Linked DNA regions of Homo sapiens: all the other regions are linked to region 3. Evidence: chromatin contacts called from ENCODE Hi-C or POLR2A ChIA-PET data. All regions are on one chromosome and are shown on one strand. Each heading gives the region's core, a stretch centred on a gene start or an enhancer-like site at or near the end of the contact. The rest is flanking DNA. Distances are from core to core; before and after follow the strand shown. Region 1 holds the start of SYCE3 (synaptonemal complex central element protein 3). Region 2 holds the start of KLHDC7B (kelch domain containing 7B). Region 3 holds the start of MAPK12 (mitogen-activated protein kinase 12). Region 4 holds the start of CHKB (choline kinase beta).

What was found. A loop is a pair of places that touch in the nucleus more often than their neighbours do. ChIA-PET counts read pairs that join two places held with the same protein, here RNA polymerase II (POLR2A). Pooled maps may share reads with other maps.
Region 1: a pooled map shows a loop between it and region 3 (3-fold over the local background). The contact joins the promoter of SYCE3 here to the promoter of MAPK12 in region 3. A Hi-C loop is called at or near these places in 1 of 37 single-sample maps with no recorded cell type and 6 of 50 pooled maps. POLR2A ChIA-PET finds 5 or more read pairs at or near these places in 2 of 52 experiments (Caco-2 and RWPE1).
Region 2: a pooled map shows a loop between it and region 3 (2.1-fold over the local background). The contact joins the promoter of KLHDC7B here to the promoter of MAPK12 in region 3. A Hi-C loop is called at or near these places in 2 of 37 single-sample maps with no recorded cell type and 5 of 50 pooled maps. POLR2A ChIA-PET finds 5 or more read pairs at or near these places in 3 of 52 experiments (activated B cell, activated naive CD4-positive, alpha-beta T cell and activated naive CD8-positive, alpha-beta T cell).
Region 4: a pooled map shows a loop between it and region 3 (4-fold over the local background). The contact joins the promoter of CHKB here to the promoter of MAPK12 in region 3. A Hi-C loop is called at or near these places in 3 of 168 maps with a recorded cell type or tissue (B cell, OCI-LY7 and naive thymus-derived CD4-positive, alpha-beta T cell), 4 of 37 single-sample maps with no recorded cell type and 10 of 50 pooled maps. POLR2A ChIA-PET finds 5 or more read pairs at or near these places in 2 of 52 experiments (activated CD4-positive, alpha-beta T cell and activated naive CD4-positive, alpha-beta T cell).

Annotation. Positions count from the first base shown.
Region 1 is chr22:50,560,290-50,564,708 of GRCh38, forward strand. SYCE3 (synaptonemal complex central element protein 3) reads right to left here and starts at 2,630. Exons shown (of 3, transcript NM_001123225.3): 1 at 2,569-2,630. It overlaps LOC107985568 (a long non-coding RNA gene), which reads left to right and starts at 2,672. Exons shown (of 2, transcript XR_001755606.3): 1 at 2,672-3,278. RefSeq lists silencers at 1,053-1,251, 2,322-2,731.
Region 2 is chr22:50,544,259-50,548,518 of GRCh38, forward strand. It overlaps KLHDC7B (kelch domain containing 7B), which reads left to right and starts at 1,641. Exons shown (of 1, transcript NM_138433.5): 1 at 1,641-4,260. The coding sequence starts at 1,986. KLHDC7B-DT (KLHDC7B divergent transcript) reads right to left here. Exons shown (of 4, transcript NR_199716.1): 2 at 2,116-2,210; 3 at 529-1,137. RefSeq lists silencers at 1-256, 4,167-4,260.
Region 3 is chr22:50,259,872-50,263,673 of GRCh38, forward strand. MAPK12 (mitogen-activated protein kinase 12) reads right to left here and starts at 1,812. Exons shown (of 12, transcript NM_002969.6): 1 at 1,514-1,812; 2 at 1,296-1,425. The coding sequence starts at 1,638. RefSeq lists enhancers at 128-628, 2,198-2,929 and silencers at 1,051-1,230, 1,381-1,750, 1,781-2,090, 2,101-2,150.
Region 4 is chr22:50,581,386-50,585,178 of GRCh38, forward strand. CHKB (choline kinase beta) reads right to left here and starts at 1,464. Exons shown (of 11, transcript NM_005198.5): 1 at 1,173-1,464; 2 at 864-972; 3 at 364-477; 4 at 35-168. The coding sequence starts at 1,396. CHKB-CPT1B (CHKB-CPT1B readthrough (NMD candidate)) reads right to left here and starts at 1,614. Exons shown (of 30, transcript NR_027928.2): 1 at 1,173-1,614; 2 at 864-972; 3 at 364-477; 4 at 35-168. It overlaps CHKB-DT (CHKB divergent transcript), which reads left to right and starts at 1,641. Exons shown (of 4, transcript NR_110536.1): 1 at 1,641-1,938. RefSeq lists silencers at 961-1,160, 1,491-1,580, 1,611-2,010.

The DNA.
Region 1 (4,419 bases), core at 1,380-3,879, 300 kb after region 3:
GGAGTTTCAGACCAGCCCGGGCAACAGTCTCTACAAAAAAATTTAAAAATAGCTGGGTGTGGTGGTGCGCACCTCCAGTCCTAGTTACTCAGGAGGGTGAGGTGGGACAATTGTGCCACAGCACTCTAGACTAGGCTACAGAGGAAGATCTGGAAGATCCCCTCTGCAAAATGAAAAAAAGGGCTCAGTAAATTCAAGATATTTGATTTGGGTGTCACTGGTCAACTCGGTGAGACGTTTCAGGAGAGCCATAAAAGTAAAAATATTTCATGAATTAAATAATTAATGGATCATTAGACAAAATGGATTGTGTGTACAGATTTAGATGGGAAGGGGAGAAAAAAACAGGAGGTAACTAGAAGGTGATACAGAGTCAAGGTTTTTTGTTTTTTGAATTCTTCGTTTCTAGGCTGTGTGGAAAGAGCTACCTGGACAGAAAAGCCTGAAGAATCAGAAGAAAGGGCAACTGATGGTGCAGGGACTGGTCTCAGACAAGTAAGGGGTCATTTCACCCTATGAAGGTAAGGGAAGGTAAGGAGGTAGAGATAGAATAAGGTAGGTAGAGGTCAAGGTAGGATGGCAAGGGGGGGATTTCAGGCCCGATGGTCTCTAACTCCCTAATAAATGGCAATGAAAAGTTTCTTCTTGTAACAACAGACATTCTTGGTTTGAGGAGAACGATAAAGCTTTATCAAAGCTGCATGCCTCCCTAGGGGCACCTAGGCATGTGACTGAGGCCACATGGCCACAGTGTCCTCAGGACCCTAAGACGGCACAGAGACAGTGGATGGAGTGTAGAAGGCCTGGGAACGTAAACATACATGCAGTGGATGGACAAGGTAAGGACACTGAGAGCACAAGTATGAGAGTGGCTTAAGGGGTGGTTGATGGTTGGGGTGAAGCAGAGGCATAGAAAAGACATGTAGTTTCTATAAGTGGGGCGTTGGGGTGGCCACAGGTAGATTTGGGGATAGAGCATGAGACTGCTAGAAGGATGGAGGCTGGGCCGGAGTGGCACTGGATCTCAGAAGAGGGATGGATCTGAAAAGGAGATCCAGGGAGAGGGTGTGAGAGCTGATGTGGAGGAAGCAGCCACAGGATTAGAATTCACGGCATTTCTTGCCTAATGAGGTTGCCTGGGATGACTGGGAACGGGTGGAGAAAGAGGCCTGAGCCCGCACCAAAGCACAATGGAACGGAGCTTAGGATGGGTGGCGGAAGTGTGGGGCGGGAGGAGCGTGGGGCGGGAGGAGTGTGGGGCGGGAGCGTGGGGCGGGAGTGTAGGGTCTGGCTTGGGTATCACTTTAGGTGTGAAGGACGGGGGTTGAGCGAGTCAGAGCCTAGAGTCTGGTTTGTGGTCTGAGTGTCTTGCCTGGTACGAAGAGTTTCTAACAGAGTCTGGGATCCCTCTGAGAACAAGGAATGTGAGGGGATAAGAGGGATGCTTGGTGCAGAGATGTGCTCTTTTGTACGGGATGAGAGCAGCACAGGAAGGGAATGCACCTGTGATGTGGGAGAGAAGTCTTGGAGTTGGGCTATGAAGAGTCTGGGCGGGTCCTGAAGTGCAGGTGGAGGAAGCCAGAGGTGCGTGTGGGAACTTGGGGTGTGAGGTGGTGTGTGGACTCCGGGGTCCCAGGTGTGGCAGGTGTGAGGGTAAGAGGGGCAGGCTGCACGGAATGAGAAGCCCAGGGTGTGCAGACTTCAGGATCAGGAGTGTATGGTGTGAGGACATGGAGATTAGGTTAAGGGGGTGAAGGACTGAGGTGAGGGATGTAAGGTGGGGAGAGTGGGGTATGGAGTGTGCAGTGAGGGGAGCGGGGGAGGGGTGAGGCGGGGTGAGGCGGGGTGAGGAGGGGTGAGGGGTGAGGCGGGGTGAGGGGTGAGGCGGGGTGAGGGGTGAGGCTGGGTGAGGAGGCGGGTGAACGGTGACGTGAGCGATGAGGGGTGAGGGGCGAGGCGGGTGAGGCGGGGTAAGGAGGGGTGAGGCGGGGTGAGGGGTGAAGGGTGAGGCGGGGTGAGGGGTGAAGGGTGAGGCGGGGTGAGGGGTGAGGGGTGAGGCGGGGTGAGGGGTGAAGGGTGAGGCGGGGTGAGGGGTGAAGGGTGAGGCGGGGTGAGGGGTGAGGCGGGGTGAGGGGTGAGGCGGGGTGAGGGGTGAGGGGTGAGGCGGGGTGAGGAGGGGTGAGGGGTGAGGGGCGAGGCGGGTGAGGCGGGGTGAGGAGGGGTGAGGGGTGAGGCGGGATGAGGGGTGAGGGGTGAGGCGGGATGAGGGGTGAGGGGTGAGGCGGGGTGAGGGGTGAGGCGGGGTGAGGGGTGAGGGGCGAGGCTGGGTGAGGAGGCGGGTGAGCGGTGACGTGAGCGATGAGGGGTGAAGGGTGAGGCGGGGTGAGGGGCGTCGGGGGAGGGGCATGGGGTGTGGAGTGAGTGGAGTCGGGTGAGTGGAGTTGGGTCGAAGTCAAGGGTCTGGCTTGAGGTTGGTGCCACCGCGAACGCTAGGACAGGGTCAGGCGGAGCCCAGCCGTCAGGGCGCGTTGGGAGGGCCGGGGCCCAGGGGGGCGCGGCCTCGCTCACCTCCAGCTTGGCCCGCGCTCCGGTCCTGCTCTGGCGCCCCCAGCGGCCGCTTGAGGAACAAGGCCGCTCCTCGAGAGGGATGCCCCGCCCTTTCCGTTAGCGAACCCTCCCCGGAAGTGACCTCTCGCCCTCATTGGGTGTCCTCGGGAAAAGGGGCGGGGCATTCCGCGCTGCTCCCACAGGTCTGCGGCGTCCGAGTCTGGGACTGGCAGGTGCGGTGCTGGGGACGTCCTGAGGTTGAGGGAGAATCCTGCGGAGATGAAGAGCTTCCCGGCCTGACAGTTTTGCCCCCACCTCCTTCTTGAGCTTAAGGATTTATACGCAGGGCCCCGTTTGCCTGCTGTGTCCCCAGTGTCCAGGACAGCGCCCGGTACCAAAGGTGCTGGTAAACATTTGTCGAATGAGTCGCTGAACGCCCAGCTATTTCCACTGTCACAGCGATCATGTGTGGCGGACATTATGTGGCATGTATCTTACAGAGGAGGCAGCCCGGGCTCAGGGAGACGAGGCAGAGGTGCACGCAGGTCTATGTGGGCTGGAAAGTGCTGGGGCCTCCCGGGCGCTCCTGGTCTCCAGGCAAGAACTGGAAGCAGAGCCACTCAACACCTAGAAGGGCAGTGACAGAAAGCTCTGGCTGGGAGGAGGCTGACCAGAGGCCAGTCTGAGCTCAGCCTTTTTTTTCAGAGGGACGTGGGCACCCTAGAAGGGTGGTAAGTAGGCGAGTGGCAGAGTTAAAAGGTCTCTGGCTGCCGAGGCGGGTGGCGACGGGGCCGGCCGTTGCTGTTGTTTGGCTGAGTGGTGGACAGGGTCAAAGCCATTCCAAGGTCGACTTGACAGGGCTTGGTAATGTGGGAGGGAGGGAGAAAGAAGCAAGGGGCTAATGGCCGGGGTGATACCACTGGCAGAGATGTGGAAGAGTGGGAGAAGCTAGCTTGGAAGGTTAACTTTGATTTTGAACACCTTGTGTTTGAGAATCCTGACAAACCTTAGACCCCCTGAATTTTCTCTCAGGGATTCTGATTCTTAGCAGCCTGATTGCAGAGGAGGAAAAATGGCTGGGGTTGAGCCAGACAGTTCTGGGCAAGGAGTGAGCATTCGCTTGTTTATTGAGGAGGCTGCTGCCTGGGCCACACTCCCTCCGCCAGCTGCCAGGTTCCTGCCCCGGTTGAACCCGGTTTTCTGGCCATCCCTTTCCACCTGTGAGCTGCTCTTCATACTTCCATTTGCTTATACAGCCCAGAGCCGATTTCTGTTACAGCAGCCCAGAGAAACATGAATAGGGAATAATTCTTTTTTTTTTTTTTTGAGACGGAGTCTTGCTCTGTTGCCCAGGCTGGAGTGCAGTGGCACGATCTCGGCTCACTGCAACCTCCGCCTCCCAGGTTCAAGTGATTCTCCTGCCTCAGCCTCCCTAGTAGCTGGGATTACAAGCACATGCCACAACGCCCAGCTAGTTTTTGTATTTTTAGTAGAGACCGGGTTTCGCTATGTTGGCCAGGCTGGTCTCGAACTCCTGTCCTCAGGTGATCCACCCGCCTCGGACTCCCAAAGTGCTGGGATTACAGGTGTGAGCCACTGTGCTTGGCCCGAATCAGGAATAATTCTGATGGCTAAGGAAGACAGCTTCCGAGAGAGTAGGAGAAAGGGCACAGGATTCCAGGCAGAAGGCCCATCTAGGGCAAAGGCGAAGGTGTGGCTCAGCCTGCCTCCTTTGGGGAATGGCGAGTGTGTTCTGGGCTCAGGGTTCTTGGTAAGGGACAGAGAAGACTCGGGAAAGATCAGTTGAGCTGGAATGTGCAGGCTCTTGAGTACCCTGCTCAGGAGCTGGAGGTGGGCTACCCTGCAAACTCC
Region 2 (4,260 bases), core at 391-2,890, 280 kb after region 3:
TGGCGCTGGCTCACCCGCTCCCCGGGCCCTCCCAGTCGCCAGGTTTGCGCTCGGAGCCCAGGGGCTGCGGGTTCACAGTTCGCCCGCGAGTCGCTGTCAACCCTCCAGGCGCGGCCCGGGGGCGCTCGCGCGCGCTGCCAACGGAGCCATCCCTGACGCGTTCTCAGTCTACGGCAGAAAACGCCAGTCGGCGCCGGACCGTGACTCCAGGGTTTCGCGGAAATAAATTTTAATCCAGTTTTGAAGCCACCACTTGGAGTTCCAGGGCAGTTGCACCCCGGGGGTGCGCTGCCGCCACCGCTTCCCGCCCCCTACTCAGTCTCTAATATTTATGGGTGTCATCTCCATCCTCTGAAGGTTTCTGGACCCCAAACTTAACCAAGAGGCAGAGCCTGAGACTGGGACAGAGAATAAGGGCACGGTCTAGAAAGCCTTCCCTCAACTTGAGGTCCACCTTAAGGCATGGGGCCCACCCTCACCCTCTCCCTGTCATCTAATAGTCCCAGGGGGAGCTGGGAGGTGAGTTACCTGAGGCTCAGTAGGGTTCAGGCTGGGTGCCAGGGACACTCCTAGGCCATCTCCTTGCTGCTTGAGTAAGGGAGAAATCCCCAGGCCTGCTGTGTCCCAGAGGAAGGAAAAATACACACGGTACTTTCCAGGGAGCCCTGCCTTTGTCCCAGGGACTCCAGGCTCTTTTTCTTGTCTGAGCCTCACCTGGCACCTGGCCCGAGACACTCCTGAGATGGGATTAAGCAAGGAGCAGGTGGAGGAGCCCAGGCTTCTCCCTCAGGAAGCAAGTGCTCACATCCAACAGAAGTACCTACATGCCGGCCTGAGCCAGGGCTAGGAGGTACCAGCCAGGATGTGGTCTCGAGGGCGAGTCCTCAGCTCAGATAAGGGAAGGCTGAGGACTGAGATGAAGACACCCAGAGTCTGGCTATTAGAGCACCTGGGGCCAGAGGGGGGTGGTTTCTAAGGGATCCAGGTGCTGGCTGATGCGGTAACTGGAGTAGGGGGCAGGCTGGGCTCAGGGTTCTCCAGGGGCACAGTGAGAGTCTCATCTGGGCAGTCAAGACACTCTCGATGGGCGCAGGGGGTCCAGGAGATCCTAGAAGGTCTAGGTGGGCTGAAATAAGCCTGGCCATAAAGAGAGAAATATGTTTGGATTTTATTTATCCCATTAATTTTTTTTTTCTCTTGACTTGATAACCCTATCCCATGTCTGGTAAACCCAGAGTAAGGAGTCCAAAAGCTGCTGGAGGAGGAGCTATGGGAGCCTCAGTCTCCTCTCTATGCCCCCTCCCTGTGCCCCAGTACAAACCTCCACAGCACCCCTGCAATGATAATGCTCACTGCCAGGACCCGTGTCCAGGGTCTCCCTCTTCAGCCTGAGAGACCACCGTCAGGCACAGCCTGCACCCTCCCGTGCACGGCCCCCACCCCTCCCCTGCTGGCCCACAGTGGAATCAGCCTCTCCGGTTTCTGGTGATTTCATCAGGGCCACATCACATTGCTAGAGCTAGAGATAACATCTCCCTGTGGGTAACCCTTCCCTGCCAAGCCCCCTGAAGCTGGGCCCAGGCTGAGAGGAGGGACTGTGGGGTGTGGAATAAATTTAGGGGTGTGAGGGTCTACCAGGCAGAAGCAGGTTGGCTGTGATGACAGCACAGAGCTCAGGAACGCTGCCTGAGGACCCTGGGGCCTACGAGGAGGAGAAGAGGGCAGGAGCTGGTGGGGTGCTTGCAGAGACCCTGGGCTCCTATCCTGCCATAAGCCTCGCTGTCTCCTGATATCTGCAGCCAGGCCCTACTGACACCCCCAGGCCTGAGTGCAAGCAGAGACCCCACCATTCCCAGGCCCTGGAGGACTGGTCCACCTTAACTGGGCAGCCCTTGGGGCAGGCGCTGGCCGGTGCCTCAGCCCAGGCCTCTGTGCTCTGCATGCACTGCCAGCCTGCCATCAGGCCTCTATTGCAGCCCTGAACCATGATCCAGGGCACCTTGGAGCCAGATGGTCCCCTCTGGGGCTGGGACTGGGACAGTGACAATGACTGGGATAGTGCTGTGCTGGCCCTCCTGGCGCTGGCTGTGGTGGCTGCCACAGCGCTGGCCTTACACTGGTTTGGCTCCGGGCACGATCAAGAGGCGGCAGAACCGGTGTCCACAGCCCTCGGGGCTCAACCTCATCAGGCAGGAGGAGCTGAGCTGGCCCTGCAACCGAAGTCTAAGGTCAGTGATGGCAGCGAGGGGCAGAGCCCAGGGCAGGGGAAACCAGAGCCCCCAGGACGCGGCCAGCAGAGCCCTGTCCCTGCTGCAGCGCCGGGCGGGGGCCTGGCCGCCATGGCCCGGCTTCCACTCAAGACGGCTGTCGAGGAGGCCCGCAGAGAGGCATTAGGACAGCAACGGGGCAGTGCCACCCCCGCGGCCCCCCGAGCGGAAGGAAAGGAGCCTCCCAGGCCAGGCACTGCCCTCCTGGGCAGGAGCGAAGCAGGGGGGATGTCCGCCCCCCTCCTGATCCACTTCACTCCTCGGAGCCCTGGCAGCGAAGCGGAGGCGGAGACAGGTGGTGTCAGGGCGTCCTCTCGCCAGGCCGCAGGCCCCGCGGGGCAACAGGACACTGGCCCCTGGCAGGCGGGCGCGGGGCCCTCGGGCTCGATGGGGAGAGGCCGGGGCCGGCGGCGGCGGATGGACGCTGGCTCGGGAGACAGAGCCCGCCGCCCCCGGAAACTGGACCCGCTCCGCCTGGGCGCCGCGGGGAGCGTGTGGGACGCGGTGGACGGGGCCGCCGCCCTGGACGCCCACGCGCGCGGCCTCCCCACAGGACCCCCACTCGCCCAGGAGCCCGCACTCCCGGCGCTGCCCGCTCCCCGCGCCCTGCAGCCTGGGTCTCAGACGGAAGGCTCTGGGGCCAAGGGTGGCTGGAGCAGGGAGGCCTCGGGGGTCCCTGCCCCCGGAGGAGGCTGGCCCTGGGTCAGCAGGGAGGTCCCGGGCACCCGGAGCTTTGGCCCAGCCCCAGACTCCACGCGCCCCTGGCTAGAGAGTCCGCCTCAAGGTCGCCCACTCTCGTCCCAAGGGCCGGGTGCCACAGGGGCCTACGATGCCGGCGAGGCCGGGGCTGACAGCTCCCGAGATAACAGTCCTGCCGCTGACCTGGGGCCCACCCGGCCCCCGGAGCAAGCAAAGCCGGCTGCAGCCGGCCACAGCCGCGCGCCCTCCCGGAGCCGTGAGCCTCGCCCGCGCTCCGCCTCCCCGCCCGCAGCTCCCGGCCCGGGGTTCCCACCTGAAGCCCTGACTCTCCCCTCTCCTTCAGACTTTTTGCCCCTGGAGGTTACCCAGGATCCTTCCGTGGGCGAAAATCTCAGAGCGGCGCCAGCCCCAAGTTCAGCCTCAGCCCAAGTCTTAACTTCAGCTCCAGCCTCAGTCCTAGCCCCAGCCCTGGCTTCATCCCCCAGCTCAGCACCAACCTCAGCCACCACCTCAACCTCATCCCCCACCTCAGCCCCAGCCCCAGCTCCAACCTCAGCTCCAACTTCAACCCCAGCCCCAGCCCCAAGTCCAGCTGCAGCCGCAACTCCAGCCCCAGCCCCAGTCCCAGTCCCAACCCTCACACCCCCATCCCCAGCCCTAACCCCAGTCCCAACCCCAGCCCTAAGCCCAGCTCCAACTCCAGCCCTAACCCCAGCCGCATCCCCAGCCCTAACCCCAGTCCCAACCCCAGCCCTAAGCCCAGCTCCAACTCCAGCCCCAACCCCAGCCGCATCCCCTGCCCCAGCCCCCACCTCAGCCCCAACCCCAACCCCAGCCGCATCCCCTGCCCCAGCTGACGGGTCAAAGCCTCAGGAGAGTGTGGCTCTCCCCAGGCGCTACCAGGAGGGGCAGGTCTCAGCCAGCTGGGGAAACCTTATTGCCATGGTTCTTAGAAGCCACCCCTTCCCCAGGCAAGACAGGCCCCAAGGGAGTGTCCCGAGGGCGGTTCCCGGGAGCCCCGTGGGTCCCAGCACTTCCACACACTCTGAGGACAGACACGGCCCCTCTTCTTCAGTGGGGACAGTCATAGGGACAGGTACAGGGGGCCTGGTTGAGGCTGGAGGTCAGCCACAGCCAAGAAGCTCCGAGACCAACGGATCGCCCAGCCCAGACCCTCCCCCAGGCCTAAGAGGAGAGGGAACCAGGGAGAAAAGTCTAGACCCGCTGCCCCAAGCCGCGATGCCCAGGGGCCCCGCACAGCCCCCCGCGCAGAGGCCGCCTGGCCCCGCGGCCT
Region 3 (3,802 bases), core at 562-3,061:
GAAACTCGGTCTCAAAAGAAAAAAAAAGAAAAAAAGCCCCAGAGCGCTTGGCTGGATGGGGCAAGGCACGGGTGGGTGAGTGGGTGGGTGGGAGCAGGGGGCCGTGGGGAAGGCTGCAGTCCTGGGGCAAGGCCTTGGTGTGATGGGCGGGTGGTGGGGGGGTGCGGTGCCGGCGAAGTGGGGGCAGGGCTGGGTGTGACGGGGTGTCGAGGTGCGGGCAGGGCTGGTGTCCACTGCAAATGGATTTCACAGGGCCCAGGGTAGTGAGCTGGGGGTCAGGGTGGGCATGGGAAGCCTCAGAGAAAAAGACCCATCCAAGGGGCTGAGGGAGTAGCGGTGGCCAGGAACCGGGGGACGGGGCACTTTGCTGGTGGACGGGGCACTTTGCTGGTGGACGCAGGGACTCGTTCTCCCAAGGCACCGGTGGCTCAGATGACCCAGGAGGGTCCAGAGCATCTCACCCTGTAGGTAGGGTCCGGGTGCCCAGACCACCAGCCCTCAGGCTGGGCCCAGACCAGGGGGAGGGCAGGAGTGACGTGGGGGGCAGTGGACAAGTGGGACTGTATCCAGAAACCAGAGCACCCCTGGCAGAGAGATCGGGTTCTTAGCAGCCAGCCACCGCCATGGGAGAGGCCCAGGGCAGCTGTACGTGGCATCTCACTGGAAGGACTGGAAAGGATGGGCCCCCACAACGCACAGGAGGGTGTCTGTGAGGCGGCCACCACGCCCAGTGCTCCTCAAACAGCAGCTCCCTAAACCCTTCACCCCCAGGGGCTCCTGAGGGTTCAACACACTCCCTGCGTTCTGGCGCCCCCCTCCTCCCCCTCCACCACCGGGTCGGAAGACTCGGGAGATGGACAGCAGCAGAGTGGGCTCCACAGAGGGGCTGGAAAGGGGATGGGGAAGAGGGAAGGTGCCCCTTCCAGGAAAATCCTCCCGCCGGGAGCATGCTCTCACCGCGGGCTTCCTGGCTGGGGGCAAGGCTTGGCGTGAGACCTGGAGGATCCCCTGGGCCTGGCCAAGTCGTGTTCCCTGACCAGGGCCTGGCTGAGGCGCCGAGTCAAGGGGCTGAGTCCTTCCCGGGGCTGGCGGAGGATGGGGAACGGCCCTTGGGGGAGTCGTCTCCCAAGGAGAGACAGGCCTTGCTCTCCTTCTCCCCTGGGGACCCACGGCCCGACCCCCGCCCGGCCCCACAGCAGGCTGCCTGGAGGAGGGGTTGCCGGGTGGGGGAACCCAGCCCAGCTGAACCAAGCCGAGGCCGCGGCGCCTTCCCGGAGCGGGGCCGCGCGACTCACGTTCTCGTGGCGCATGTGCTTGAGCAGGCGCAGCTCGCGGTAGGCGCGCTTGGCGAACAGCTCGGACTGGAAAGGCCGATACAGCTTCTTGATGGCCACCTTAGCGCCGGTGCGGCCGTCCACGGCCGAGCTGCGGGGCGGACCGCTTAGCGGGAAGGCCGGGCACCCCGCGCAGGCCCCGCCCGCCCCGCCGGCCGCCCCGCCCGGCCCGCGCTCACCACACCGCGCCGTAGGCGCCCGAGCCCACGGGCTGCAGGTCCCGGTACACGGCGCGCACCTCCCAGGCCGTCTTGGTCACCTCCTGGCGGTAAAAGCCACTGCGGGCGGGCGGCGGAGAGCTCATGGCAGGCCCGGGAGCTGCCCACCCCGCAGAGCCTGCGGGCGGTGCCCCCACGACCGGGGACGGGGCTCCCTCGGCGCGCGCCTCGGGCCGGCTCCGCGCCGCTCGTCCGCTCGCCCGCCCGCCCGCCGGCCGCTGGGGCGCTCCCGCTCCCGGCCCTTCCCTCAGGGATGTCCCAGGTGCCGACCCCGGCCCGACCCCGACCCAGGCTGCGCACGGCCCCTCCCCCGCCCGGGGACCAACCGGCCCGCGGGCGGCGCGCACGTGACGCCCTCGCCCGCCCTCCGGCCCCTCCGGAAACCCGAGGCGGCCGCCGCCGGGGGAGGGCCGGAGCCTGGGGAGGGCCGGAGCCTGGGGGGAAGCGCAGGGGGAGGGGAGCGCCGCCCCGCAGCTTCGTCCCCATAAAGGGCCGGACGCGGCGCGGAGATACCTCTGCCAGCCTCTCCCCTTTGGCTGAACTTCCCCGCCCTGGGGGGGTCTCAGCAGGAGCCCCCCCCCCCCCCCCCCGCCCGCTCCAGTCCTAACTCCCCACGGCTCCAGGGCGCAGGGCCCATCCTTGACAGCCTGAGCGCTGACTTCTATGGCAGCCGCAAGTCGGGCTGAGCCCTGTGTTCCCGGGGTCAACTTCGCAGGCCACCCCCAAGGATGCCCTACCACTGAGCCTGATCCATCCGTCCCCCAACAAGGGGTCCATCTGCACCTGTCCTGCCTGTATCCCTCTTTCTACACGGAGGGGTCTGTCCCCCAAACTCCTCAGGCTGCATCCCCAACCCCACTCCTGTGGCCACTGACCCCGGGCCTCTCAGTCCCATAGGTCCCCGTGGGCCCTTTTGGACCCCCAGCTCCTCCCCCTGCTCCCCCCATCTGTGGGGTGCCTGCTCCAAGCATTGCAAGTACTGGTGTCTCTGCCCATCCCACCCCTGCCTGTCCTGTCCTGCAAAACCCAGGCTGAGAGTGGCTGCACTCTCTCCAGCAGGGATGGGGACCTGCTGGGGCCCTCCGCCTGACCCCTCTGTGTGGGCATTGTCCTCCCATAGGTCTGGCCCCATCCTGGACCAGATGCTCCTGAGGGCAAAGCCCCACCCTGACACCCCTTCACCAGCCCAGGAACCTGGATCTCAGAAGGGATGTTGGGGCACCCCAGGAGCCCACTGGGCTGGTGGGTAACAGGATCCCTAGGGCCTTCTGCCCCGCCCTCCTGCCATGAATCAGCAGCTCAGCCGCTCAAGGGTGGTAGTAGCTTTACACCTGGGCTTGGGCCGTGCTCCACGGCATTCACCAGCTCGTGACCAGTGAGCGGGGCAGCCCAGGGCCACCCAAACCACAGCTGCCTGTGGCCCATACCCTTTGTGCCCTGGGCTGCCTGTGGCACTCCATCCACCTCTTCCAGGAAGCCCAGCTTCCACGCTGTCCCCCTTACTCCCCGTGGTGGGGCTCAGGGGTCCAGCAGGCCCTGCACGGACCAGGCTTCTGAGGTGGGGCTGTGTCACCATTCTCCTCCCACCCCCAACCGCCAACACTGGACTTCCCCCGGGATTGACCACTACACTGACCAGGCCCCAGGAGGCCCCCAACTCCCAGACGGTTTCCACCCCTACCCAAGACCCAAGCAAGGGCACAGACTGTCCCTGGTCCTTAGAGACACTGCCTGACCCCAAATGGCCTGGACCCTCCCCCACACATAAGCTGCAGCGCGTAGTGGGAACGGGACCAGCGTGCACATTCCCTGGGTTAAAGTGGCCTCTTTTTCCTTCACCAGGAGGGAAAGGAAAGCTATTTTCCCTACCCTGCCCAGCCCCCACCCAGGGATGGGCAGACCCTTGCTCCTTGAGACACCCAACTTCTCCCCAGCCAGCTTCCCTGAACACTGAGGGGTAGGCGGGGGTGGTGTCTGGATCTTGGCCCAAAGCCAAGCCTGCCCAGTACATCCCCACAGGGCAGCTGGGGTCACCATCTGGGTGGCTGTCACACCCTGTGCCCTCAAAGTCTGCCCATCAGCCATGTCTTCCCCTGGTCCCCCTGGGCTCTCAGACCCTCCAGGGAGCAGGGAGGGTGCCAGAAGATGGCCGCTGGTCTGACTGGGGGCCTGAGGGATCTGGCCAGCTGGAGGTGAGTGATGCAGGATGACCCAGACACTCCCCCCACGCCCAGCAGCAGGGATGGTGGG
Region 4 (3,793 bases), core at 214-2,713, 320 kb after region 3:
GAGTACAGGAGCCCTGAGGAGGCTCCTGACTCACCGCTCCATGGTCCCAAACAGCCAGTGGGGCTCCTTGGTGAAAGGCATCTCCATGCCATGAAATTGCGCCATCTTCGTGGCAATGGCTGCTGACAACACTGGCTCTCGAAGCTCTTGAGTTTTCAATGGCCGACTCTGCACCCAGGAAGCTATCAGGGTGGTGATGGGGCTGGGGCAGGAGTGGGAAGGGCTGGGGCAATGAGGGGAAGTCAGGGTTTTGGGGGAAATTCCCTACTTGGGGTGAGGGATGTGGAGGCAGACATTGGGCACTGGGGTAGGGTTAGGGGGTGGAGGTGCCTTGGGGAGGAGAGGGTAGGACTGGGCCCGTACTGGGATGTACTGTTCCAGCCGGCCCTCTGGGAAGACTCCGTACAGCTGGGGCCCCAGCGACCGCTCCGCAAGTATGGCGAACATCACGCTTTCTAGCACCAGGGAGTCCACGCCCTGAAAAAGGATGGACAGCAAAGGGGCCAAGGCAAAGTGGCACAGGGACACACATGAGGGCTCGCCTTCCTCCCACCAGAGCTGCGACTTCTGATCCAATTGCCTGGAGGCTCTGGAGCACAGGCTTTAGCGTTGGTCTATTTTTATTTAGAGATGGGGGTCTCACTATGTTGTCCAGGCTGGTCTCGAACTCCTGTGCTCAAGTGATCCTCTCGCCTCAGCCTCCCAAAGCTCTGGGAATACAGGCCCAGGCTTCGGTGTAATGAGGTGTTACTCAGACCGTGAACCTCGGTGTCCTCAACTGCGCAACGGGAACAATACTACCCGCATCGCGTAAGCGACAGGCCCTAAAGCCACTGGTGCTGCGGCGCTCACACCCCCCTCACCTGCAAGATGGCTCCGTACAGCCGCAGAAGCACCTCCCGGGGCTCCTCGCCAACGCTGGGCAGGTGGTCCGGGAGCGAGCAGCGGAAGAGCAGGTTGCTGAGGCCTCCGCTGCAGACCCACACCAGGCGCGCTCAGCCCGCGGCCGGCCCTACCTGCCGCGGCCCCGGCCCCCTCCCGGCCAGGCCGGCCCCGCCCCGCCCCAGGCGCGGGCGCAAGAGGGGGGCGAAAACATGGAGCATCCTGAGGGCCCCGCGGCTGACCCCTGACCCCGATCCGCGCACCGGAGAGGCTGACCCCTGACCTCCCACCTCACGGGGTAAACCCTCAGCTCCTCGGGCTGCACTCGGCGCCAGGCCCCGCCCAAGTACTCCCGGCACCATTGGTAGGCTCGGCGCTCGGCGTCACGCGACAGCGACGAGGCGCGCCGCCGTTTTGGGGTAGTGTCCGGGCACTTAGACTGCTGCAAGCCGTCTTTGGCCAGGCAGCCGCCAACAGCCCCGCTTCCGGCCACAGCTGTCGCCTCGGCCGCCATGGCGCGGGCTCGACCGGGCCCCAGGCCAGGCTGCGCTCCGCTCCCTTCGGACGGGCTCGGTTCCTTCCGGCCGCGCTCGGCTCCTCTTCCGGCCGGCCTGGGCTTCTCCGGTCATACTCGGGTCTCTCCGGCTCTATTCGGCTCACGGCTGCGGCGCTCGGCTCTCTCCGTGCCCCGGCCCGGGGGCTCTTTCCGAAGGCCGAATTCCGCAGATCTCTGCCGGGCCCCGCCCCTATGGGCAAGGACCAATGGTCTCTCTCTGGGCGGGGCTGCTGTTGGACGGCCTGGGCCAATCCGAGGCGCCGGAGGCCAATCAGTTGGCGGAGCGGCGCGTGCGCGGGCGAGGAACTGCCCGGGCGCGGTAGCGTACGGGAAGACCGGAGAGGAGCTGCGTCTCTGCCCCGTGGGAGCCGGCGGGGCGGCGGGGCGGCGGCTGCAGCTGCAGCTCCGGCGCGAGGGCTCCCTTGCCGGGCCCTCTTCCCCGACCCCTGGGGCGCTCCGACAAGGAAGAGCCGTCCAGCGCGCGTCCGTCCTGAGCGTGGGTGAGGCCTGGAGGAGGCGCGCGCGCTAGGCAGGGCCGCACAGCGCGGGCAGAGTGCGGGATGCGGGCACCCGGTGGGTACGCAGTAAACATTTGCTGAAGGAATGTGACCCTTGGGACAGTTCCGATGACTCCAGTTGCATAAATGCCCAGTCTACACGGGGACTCCCTGGCCGGTAGAGCCGCACCTCTGAATGAGGAGTCTTTTGCTGCCCCGCTTGAGATGCGCGTCTTCATTCATTCCCCTCTCCCCCTATCCTCCTCGTCTCCTCCAGGCCTAGAACCAATTACAGAGTCAAACCCAAGAGCCGAAGAAAGTGAAGACTCGCAGCTTGCCGCAGCCCCCTCCTCGGCCTGCGCACCTCCCATTGAGGGCGTCCTGATTTAAACGCGTGCCTCCTGCATTTCTGCTTCTGCCCCAGGCTAGAGCGGCGACCAGGAACGCTGGACCCACAGAGATCTGTGGCAATGTCTGTCGAACCATGGTGTTCTTTGGGGCATCTGACTAGAGTATTGTTTGATAACCAGAAAGAAATCAAAAATTGGTGATCACAAGGCTAATGTCACTTTTGCTGCAGTGGAAAATCATGATCATTCTGTTTAAATCTGAGTCAGTTTTGAGACCTAGAGCCCATTAATTGACAAGGAGGCTTGGTTCCTCTCAGGAAGGATCTTACAATACCAGCATCTGAGCATATACCAAGAAATATTCCTCCAATCCTTCCCTAAAGGGACCTAGAGCCACTTTAAAAAGTAACTGGTCCGGGCGTGGTGGCTCACGCCTGTACTCCCAGCATTTTGGGAGGCCGAGGCGGGCAGATCACTTGAGGTCAGGAGTTTGAGACCACCCTGGCCAACATAGCGAAACCCCGTCGCTACTAAAAATACAAAAATTAGCCGGGTTTGGTGGCTTGTGCCTGTAATCCCAGCTACACGGGAGGCTGAGGCGTGACAATCCCTTGAACCCAGGCCTTGTTGCCGCGAGCCACTGCACTCCAGCCTGAGCGACAGAGTCAGACTCAGTCTCAAAAAAAAAAAAAAAAAAAAGAAAACTGATTCTGGCTGGGGGCAGTGGGTCACGCTTTTAATCCCTGCACTTTGGGAAGCCGAAGTAGGAGGATCGTTTGAGCCCAGGAGTTTGAGACCAGCCTGGGCAACATAGCAAGAACCTGTCTTTACAAAAATTAAAAGATTAGCTGGGCGTGGTGGCAGGTGCCTGTGGTTCCAGCTACTCTGGATGCTGAGGTGAGAGAATCACTTAAGCCCAGGAGGTCAAGGCTGCAGTGACCTGTGTTCACGCCACTGCACTCCAGCCTGAGCAACACAGCAAGACTGTCTGAACAGCAACAACAAACACACCAAAAAAACTAGTTTACTTCGGAAAAGGGACTGTCTAGGTCTTTGAAGGGCTGATACAGGATCTGAGCTGACACTGTTTCCAGGAGCCCTGAAGCATCATGGCCCTCTCATTAGGGTGCAGGCTTATGGAAATCAGATGATAAGCAGAATTCCCAACCCGAGTCCTGTGGTTACTTCTCTGGTCTCAATGCATACTTGGGATGTTTTTACCTAGCAGAGGGCGGAGCGTATACATTGATCCCAGGCCTTTGGTACCATATGTAAGGAAGCGCAAAGTAGAAACCTTTGAAACTCCTCACCCTACTGAAACCTTTCCAAGATAGTAAGTCAGAAACAATGCTGCATTCCAGGTGTAATTGCAGAGGTATTTCGCCCTCAAAGACTTATAAAGCAGTGGTTACCGTTTCATCCCTTCAATTAACCTGAATGGCTCCTGCTAAATCTTGGTGGATTCAAGTAAATGATGATGCCCTGCACAAACTTAGCCAAGTCGTGTC